Regions from separate parts of the Homo sapiens genome. Here region 1 is linked to region 2. A link is a loop called in an ENCODE intact Hi-C map of the cell type or tissue named here. Cell type or tissue: B cell. All regions are shown on one strand. Each heading gives the region's core, and the rest is flanking DNA. Links, peaks and the distances in the headings are about the cores only.

Region 1 (4,393 bases), core at 206-4,205, 1.3 Mb before region 2:
CTCATGATCCCAAACGCTAGCTATAGCTCCAGTCACTAACTTCACATCTTAAGAAGTAGTGTGTAAGAATGCTTGAAGAAGAAAGTGGATGGGGAAAGCAAAGGGTATTAGATCATGGCTTTTAAAGGAGGTCTCCAAACTACAGGGTGTCTCCATGTATATTCCATTGTCTAGAATTAGTCAAATGTTCAGACCTAGCTGCAATGCAGGATAGAAAGTGTATTCTTGATTCTCAGTGGACATTTGCTCAGCTGAGAATTGCAAATCTATTTGCAAATCTATAAAAGAATCGGTAGAAAGCATACTGGGGGACACTGGCACACATCTCCACATTATGCAACTTGTTTTTAAAACTGACTCAACTCATTGTGGTGTAAATCTGAATGATTGATTTGTCCAATAACTTCCACCAACTTTTCTCTGCCAAGTCACCACTTTCTCTTGGGAACCAGCTCCCTTAATGGTAGTTCAGTCTGATTTCTTTTACTTTGGTCACTTTGGGCTATTCAGAATAGTCTTGTTTCAGTTTGTGAGCCCTAGTCCTCTTCATTTTAAAACATTATCTTAATCTGTTCCTGCTGCTATAACAAAATACTGAGAGTGGATAATTTATAAATAACAGAAATATGGGCAGGCGCAGTGGCTCATGCCTGTAATCGCAGCACTTTGGGAGGCAGAGGCAGGCAGATCACAAGGTCAAGAGATTGAGGCCATCCTGGCCAACATGGTGAAACCCCATCTCTACTAAAAAATACACAAATTAGCTGGGGATAGTGTCACGTGCCTGTAGTCCCAGTTATTCGGGAAGCTGAGGCAGGAGAATCGCTTGAACCCAGGAGGTGGAGGTTGCAGTGAGCCGAGATCACGCCACTGCACTCCAGCTTGCTGACAGAGCAAGACTCCATCTCAAAAAAGAAAGAAGAAAAAAGAAAAACGGAAAAAGAAATATATTTTTCGCAGTTCTGGAGGCTGGGAAGTCCAAGACCAAGTTGCTGGCAGATTTGGTAGAAAGTAGAATTGCTCTGAGAATGTATTCAATAAAGAGTTTTAAATTTAGTAAAGGAGAAACAAGCAGAAAATTTGAATATTAAAATAAGACAGTTGCTTTTGGTGACGAATTACTTTGTATATACTGGTTAAACATTTTTGAGAGAGTGGAGATTCTACTTTCTACAGTAGCAACACAAATAAGCTCAAATAACCTGCTTTATTAGATTTACCACAAATAACAACATATCTGCTCTATTTGGCCAGAATTGTAGGTTTGTTATCACAGCAATTTTCTTAGTGTTATATATTTTTCAGTGGATGTTTTCCAACATGTTCTTGGGTTCACATTATAGTACAACATTACTCAGTTTATAAGCAAATTGAGAATTAATTATCTACATTTTATTTAAACAACAGTCTTGTAGATGTGTAGTATGAGTTACAGTAGCCAAGACAGCAAATCCTACAACATTCTGTTGTCTCATTAATTACCAGACATCATCTATACGTAACACCAAACAAATCTCTCAGATTTGATGTCTGGTAAAATTTCTCTCTCTGCTTTCAAGATGGTGCCCTGTTGCTGCATCTTTTGATGAGGACAAACTCTATGTCCTCACATAGCAGAAGAGAAGAAGGGGCAAACTCACTTCCTCAAGCCCTTTTGTAAGCACAAAATCTCATTCATAAAGGTGAAGTCCTTATGACTTAATCACCCTCCGATGGCCCCACTTTCTAATACCATCACCTTGTGTATTAGCTGCTAACATATGAATTTTGGAGGGATGCATACATTCAAATCATAACAAACATCTGTCTGATGCTTAATTCAAAGCTCTCTCACTCCTCTCTCCAGTTCAGGTTTCAGGGGCCTAGAGGAAGGGAGTGAACCCTCTTTAATTATCAGGCCCAGTGAAGCATTGAATTGTGACAGTGTGTGACAGCAGTCATGTTTCACTTCCCTTTGAGCTAAATCATTTCATCTTAAAGCCACCTGCTCTGTGGGCTCTAGAGTAACTGATGCCAAGTAGCCATAAAATGCATTGCACTGGACATCATAACTCATACACTGTAGTTCAACAACGTAAAGCCAATCACTAACCAATGTTAATTCCATAAATCAGTGAGAATTCCTGTCTAACAACTTTGTATCTGCCCACTCCTTCTCCCCTTTTGCCTTTAAAAACCTGCTTGTAACAAAGACTAAATAGAAGCACTCCTCAAGGCAGCTTAAATGTGTGTCCCAGGTAGCCATCCTCAACCTTGGCGCAAATAAACTCTCTATGTTAATTGTGCCTTTATTTCTTTCTTTAGGTCAACAGGGTGGCTGTCATCACCTGCTCTTTCCATCTCCCTCCTTCCTCCATTGCTTACCTCCCTGAGACTGAGTCAGGAACAAGGCTGAGGGATGCAGATGGTGGCACCTCCCCACGTTTCTTTTAATCATTCTCACTGTCTGGCTGGTTGCTTGAAGGGTAGTGGTTTGCCACTGGTAGTACTGGGAATGACTTTAGATGCTCCTGATAAGGCTCCATCCCAGGTGCTCTGTTGGCATTGGTATTGAGGACATCTGTCCTCCAAGGTTCCCTACTGAGGGTCTGCAGCAAATTGTAGAATCCATCTTCTGCATGCCTCAGGAAACAGAGACCCAAGGGAATCATCTGTGCCCCTCCCCCATCGAGCTATACCCCTGAGTCCTGCTCCTTGGTGCTCCTTCTCTTGCTCTGGGGCAGGTCAGCAAGCCCAGTGGCCTTAGGCGGTGGCTTCTTCTCCTCCTCCTCCTCCTTCTCCTTCTTTTTCTTCCTCCTCTTCCTCCTCCTCTTCTTCCTCTTCCTCCTCCTCCTCCTTCTTCCTATATGTTTGCATTATTTAATTTTTAAATTTTAACTTTTATTTTAAATGTGGAGGGTGCATGTGCAGGTTTGAACCCAGGTTGTGAGCATAGTAGCCAATAGGTAGTTTTTCAACTCACACACCACTCTTCCCTTGCCTCCCCTCTCTAGTAGTCCACAGTGTCCATGTTTGTCCGTGTGTGCTCAATGTTTAGTTCCCACCAATAAGTGAGAACAAGTGGTATTTGGTTTTCTGTTCCTGCATTAATTCACTCAGGATAATGACCTCCAGCTCCAACCATGTTGCTGCAAAGGACATGATTTCATTCTTTTTCATGGCTGTGTAGTATTCATTCCATGGTGTATATGTACCACATTTTCTTTATCTGATCCACCATTGATGGGCACCTAGGTTGATTCCATGTCTTTGCTATTGTGAATAGCACAGTGATGAACATACCAGTGCATGTGTCCTTTGGTGTAATGATCTACTTTTCTTTGGGTATATACCCAGTAATGGGGTTGTGGGGTCAGATGGTATCTCTGTTTTAAGTTCTTTGAGAAATCTCCGAACTGCTTTCTATAGTGGCCAAACTAATTGACATTCCCACCCGCAGTGTCTAAGTGTTCCTCTTTCTCTGCTGCCTTGTCAGCATCTGTTGTTTTTTGACCTTTTTTTTTTTTTTTTTCTTTTTGAGAGGGAGTCTTGGTCTGTCACCCAGGGTGGAGTGCAGTTGTGCGATCCCAGCTCACTGCAACCTCCGCCTCCCAGGTTCAAGCGATTCTCCTGCCTCAGCCTCCCAAGTAGTTGGGATTACACGTATGTGCCACTATGCTCAGCTAATTTTTGTATTTTTAGTAGAGATGTGGTTTCACCACGTTGGCCAGGCTGGTCTCGAACTCCTGACCTCAAGTGATCCGCCCGCCTTGGCCTCTCAGAGTGTTGGGATTACAGGCGTGAGCCACTGCGCCTGGCCATTTTTTGACTTTTAATAATAGCCATTCTGGCTGGTCTGAGATAGTACCTCATTATGGTTTTGATTTGCTCTTCTCTGATGATTAGTGATGCTGAGCATTTTTCATGTTTGTTGGCCTCTTGTATGTCTTCTTTTGAAAAGTGTTCATGTCCTTTGCCTATTTTCTAATGGGGTTATTTGTTTTTTGCTTGTTGATTTGTTTTAGCTCCATATAGACTCTGAATATTAGATGTTTGTGAGATGCATAGTTTGTGAATATTTTCTCCCATTCTGTAGGTTGTCTGTTTACTCTGTTGATAGTTTCTTTTGCTGTGCAGCAGTTCTTTAGTTTAGGTCCCACTTGTCAATTTTTGTTTTTGTTGCAATTGCTTTTGGGGACTTAGCCAAAAATTATTTGCCTTAGGCTTTGTTTTTTTTTTTTTTTTGAGACAGAGTCTGGCTCTGTTGCCCAGGCTGGAGTGCAGTGGGGTGATCGCGGCTCATTGCAACCTCTGCCTCCCGGGTTCAAGTGATTCTCCTGCCTCAGCCTCCAGAGTAGCTGGGGCTACAGGTGTGCACCACCACACCTGGCTAATTTTTGTAATTTTAGTAGAG
Region 2 (4,393 bases), core at 233-4,232:
CAACCTAGATCCCTTGCAATAGGGATTGTGCTCCCAAGCGAATCTAATGCCGCAGCTGATTTACCAGGAGGCGGAGCTCAGGTAGTAATGCTTGCTCACCTGCTACTCACCTCCTGCTGTGCAACTCAGCTCCTAACGGGCCACGGACTGGCACCAGTCCATGGCCCAGAGGCTGGGGACCCCTGATCTATGTTGGGAAAAGGGCTTGTGGGGTGCCTGCATAAACGGGCCATAAAAATATGGGACAATAAGTTGTGGCAAGTCACAAAAGGCCTCTGAGGAGGAAAGCCTTCTTATCGCCATTATGTTCCCATGCTCTGAGCGCAACCTGCTCTCTTATCTATAAACACTGTGTTCAAGGAGAAAGACACTCCTTTGAAGCATTGAAATGTGGACAGACGTTCAGGCTCCTAGTTAAGCCCACTCCCACTAGCTACTCTTCGATAAGTTAAAGATATGCTGTTTGAGAACAAAGGAGACTCATTTAAACAGCCATTGCTATAGATTACGCCTATGACATACTGCCTCCCTTTCACTGTTTCACCCTAAACATCTGCTTCTTAGATCTAAGGGATTGTACTCAATAAATAGAGTGAAGACCAGAACTCTGGGCCTTTTGCAGCCTCCATTTTGCAATTGGCCCCCCGGCCCCCACTCTTTATGCACTCTTAACCTGTCTCTTCTCATTCCTTTGTTGCCACCGGACTTTGGGTACCCTACGGGTGGTGTTGAGGCTGGTCCCCAACAATCTAAGAGACAAGGGATGATCTTCATACCCCTGGCTCTAAGCACAGGCCCTGGCAAGAAGTGGATGCTCTGGAAATGCTGCCTGGCTGAAGTAAAACAGCAAAGCATTGGGATCAGGAACCATAGCAGACCAGAGAGGACTTCACTCTTTGTTTTTTAGGGAGTGAGGTTTTTCCATATTTAAGATTACATTCCTGGCCGGGCACAGTGGCTCACACCTATAATCCCAGCACTTTGGGATGCCAAGGCAGGTGGATCATTTGAGGTCAGGAGTTCAAGACCAGCCTAGCCAACATGGTGAAATCCTGTCTCTACTAAAAATACAAAAATTAGCCAGGCATAATTGCGGACACCTGTAATCCCAGCTACTTTGGAGGCTGAGGTAGGAGAATAGCTTGAACCTGGGAGGCAGAGGTTGCAGTGAGTCGAGGTCGTGCCACTGCACACCAGCCTGGGCAACAGAGTGAGACTCTGTCTAAAATATATATTTTTTAATTTTATATATATATGTATATATATATATATATACACATATATATGTAGTAAAAAAAGATTACACTGCTGCAGAATAGGCTGGGGACTTTGGTCTTTTTACATTAGTTCACTCCAAGTTACAGGAAAGGAGAGAAAATACACACTGCATAAGACAACAGGTCACCCTGAAATTGATTCTATTGGGCAGTCACAGGCATACAATTATGCTAGCCCAGTCTAAGGCATTCCATCTCTCTATTTAGCCCTCCTCATGGCTACCATCTCATTCTCCTATGACTTGGAATTGGGCCACTCTAGATGGTCTCCAAAGTCAATACATATGCTTTGGGATAAGGGGAAGTCAACTTCTCCCAAAGAGAATCTACCCAGCTAAATTGGGCTCTTCCTCTTCCTCTTCTCTGTTACATAGACCGGCTGGGGAGTTTGTATTCCTCTTTTGACAGAGGAGGAACTCTAGTCCCAGAGAGTAAAGAGACACAAGAGTAAAGAAAGAGTAAAGATCACAAGAGACAAGAATAGAAGCCAAGCCTCTTAGACTGGGGGCAATGGTTCACACCTGTAATGCCAGCAATCTGGAAGGCTGAGGTAGATGGATCACCTGAGGTCAGGAGTTCAAGACCAGCCTGGTCATCATGGTGAAACCCCGTCTCTACTAAAAATACAAAAATTAGCTGGGTGTGGTATTGTGAGCCTGTAATCCCAGCTACTCGGGAGGCTGAAGCAGGAGAATTGCTTGAACCTGGGAGGTGGAGGTCGCAGCAAGCCGAGATCATGCCACTGCACTCCAGCCTGGGCAACAGAGCAAGACTCCGTCTCAAAAAGAAAAAAAAAAAAAGCCAAGTCTCTTGAGACCAGACCAAAACTTTTACCAAAGAGAGCATCATCTTACATAATCGAAAGCAGCTTTCTTCTTCAAAAGCAGCCACACAGACTTTTCTGTAAAAACAAAGAGAGAAAGCAGCTGCAGTATTTATTTTGCTTCCCCTTGACTCATCCTGTGATTGCATTTAGGAGAGTGGAATGGGAAAGAAGAGCTGAGAGGAGAGGATCCTGATTGGGGAGCAAGGGGAAGCAGAGATAAAAAGCCTGAAAAGGGGACTCAGATGGAAACAACTGGAAGGTCTATAAATTTGCATATCATATACCTTCTAAAGTTACCTGAGTTTTGTTCGAATGCGTTACAGAAAAGAAAAGGAATCACCCATAAGATGTCTGGGGGTGCCTGCTGCTTTAAAGAGAACCGATTTAAGCCTTTCAACTGCAGTTGTAACATCAAACCCTGTTGATTTTAGCCAAGCAAGTCTTTTCTGTTTGTTCTTGGATAATTCAGACACAGGCTGTTTTTAAAACTTCCTCTGGTGTCAGTGTCCCCAGGGTATCGAGGGCCGTGAAGAGGATGTGGCATGCAGTGACAGCAGCGTCAGCGCTGCTCAGTTCTTTAGTCTGTTCCTGCCAGCAAAGTTTGGGCCTTGGAACAGCACCTACCCCAGTGACCAGATTCATGTCAGACTGACAGGATGACCATAGGTGGGTTCCAAAGAGGAAAGCCTGCAGTAGCCGAGATGATTGTCTGCTTTTGACTATTCCTATCAGGTTGAAGCAGTTTGGATATTTATACTCTGGGAATGGAAATAATAGAGGTCCATTCTAGTCACTGAGCCACGTCATATCCTGTACTTTCAGAACAATGAGAAAGGTTAAAGAGGAAATCTAAATAAACACTCTAAATGATGAGGGAGGAAAAGCAAGCCCGAAACAATATATGGGCTCCAGAAGGAGAGGTCGAAGGGCCTGACCCCATCTTACTCAAAGGTTTTCATGAGCCCCAGACTCCTTTGCCTTCATGCACCTCTTCTTCCACAAAAAAGTATTAAAAATTATATTTTACAACTGCATTAGTATACAGATAAATATATTAATGTTATGTATTAAAACTTGTTCTCCGAGTTAACAAATTTTTTTTTTTTTTTTAGTTTTTAGAAACAGGCTCTCTCTGTTGCCCAGGCTGGAGTACAGTGAGTTCTGATTGTGCCACTGCAACCTTGAACTCCTGGACTCAAGTGATCCTCCCACCTCGGCCTCCCAAAGCACTGGGATTACAGGTGTGAGCCACCTGGCCCCCCCTCCTTTTTTTTTTTTTTTGAGATGAGGTCTCACTCTGTTGCCCAGGCTGGAGGACAGTGGCATGATCTCAGCTCATTGCAACCTTTGCCTCCCAAGTAGCTGGGACTACAGGCACGTGCCACCATGCCCAGCTAATTTTTGTACTTTTAGTAGAGGTGGGATTTCACCATGTTGGCCAGGGTAGTCTCAAGCTCCTGATCTCAAGTGATCCACCTGCTTCAGTCTCCCAAAGTGCTGGGATTACAGGCATAAGCCACCGCGCCCTGCCCTGGCCTTCTTTTGATTTTGAAAGAAATGAAAACCTGTTTTTGGAGATATGTAAAAGCATTGTGGCTCTAGGCATTCTGTCTACGGCACCCCACAGATAAGGGAAGGGTGTGAGGAACGTGGAGGAAGCCTGCCCAGGCCAGGAACCCAGGACCACTGTGGAGGTGAGCAGGCTGGGATGTTGGTGGTTCCTGGTGCAAAAGTAAAGTGAGCCCCCAACTTAGGGACAAGAGTTCTGTGGAGGACTCAAACAAAAACTGGTTATCAGTTTCCACACGAAATGGCCGAGAAGTTGCATACCCAGAAGTCTATTTTGGAGGAAGCTAGCTCACTTATGACAAAGTGCCCTTTATTCAAGAAGGAGCCCATGCAAAATGTAATCAGTCAGGAAATTATCTTTAGACTTGTGAGTGGTAACTTGTTATGAATATGTATGTTCAGATGAAGAAAGGACATACACAGATGATGTAATAATGCAGGCAGAGAGAGAAGACAGCAGTCTACATAAAATCTAGAAAAGAGACAGTTCAAGTACAATTTACTTAGTTATCTAACCAATTCTCGTCGAGAGAGAAAAAATAACTAGTCCTTGTTATTTGTTGATTTCTTTTTCTTTTGGCTTTTAATTTGAAACATTTTCTTTTTTTTAATGTTTGTTTGCTTATTTGTTTGTTTGTGTTTTCGAGATGGAGTTTCGCTCTTGTTGCCCAGGCTGGAGTGCAGTAGCGAGATCTCGGCTAACTGCAACCTCAGCCTCCCA

The links. A loop is a pair of places that touch in the nucleus more often than their neighbours do. Peaks named below come from ENCODE experiments on the same cell type or tissue, not always from the same donor. Only the 100,000 strongest peaks of a DNase experiment are listed, where the experiment ranks them.
Region 1: it touches region 2 in a loop (6-fold over the local background); 1 of 110 quality-filtered maps calls a loop at or near these places.

What each region holds. Positions count from the first base shown.
Region 1 is chr12:14,154,844-14,159,236 of GRCh38, reverse strand. No RefSeq gene overlaps it. Among named protein-coding and RNA genes, the nearest start is that of GRIN2B, 180 kb to the right of the region's middle. In B cell, for the core only: no CTCF peak of the experiment used is centred there; DNase peaks (open chromatin) are centred at 1,846 and 3,436; H3K27ac peaks cover 2,993 bases.
Region 2 is chr12:12,806,643-12,811,035 of GRCh38, reverse strand. No RefSeq gene overlaps it. Among named protein-coding and RNA genes, the nearest start is that of DDX47, 4.5 kb to the left of the region's middle. In B cell, for the core only: no CTCF peak of the experiment used is centred there; DNase peaks (open chromatin) are centred at 1,675, 2,155 and 2,645; H3K4me3 peaks cover 1,310 bases; H3K27ac peaks cover 2,925 bases.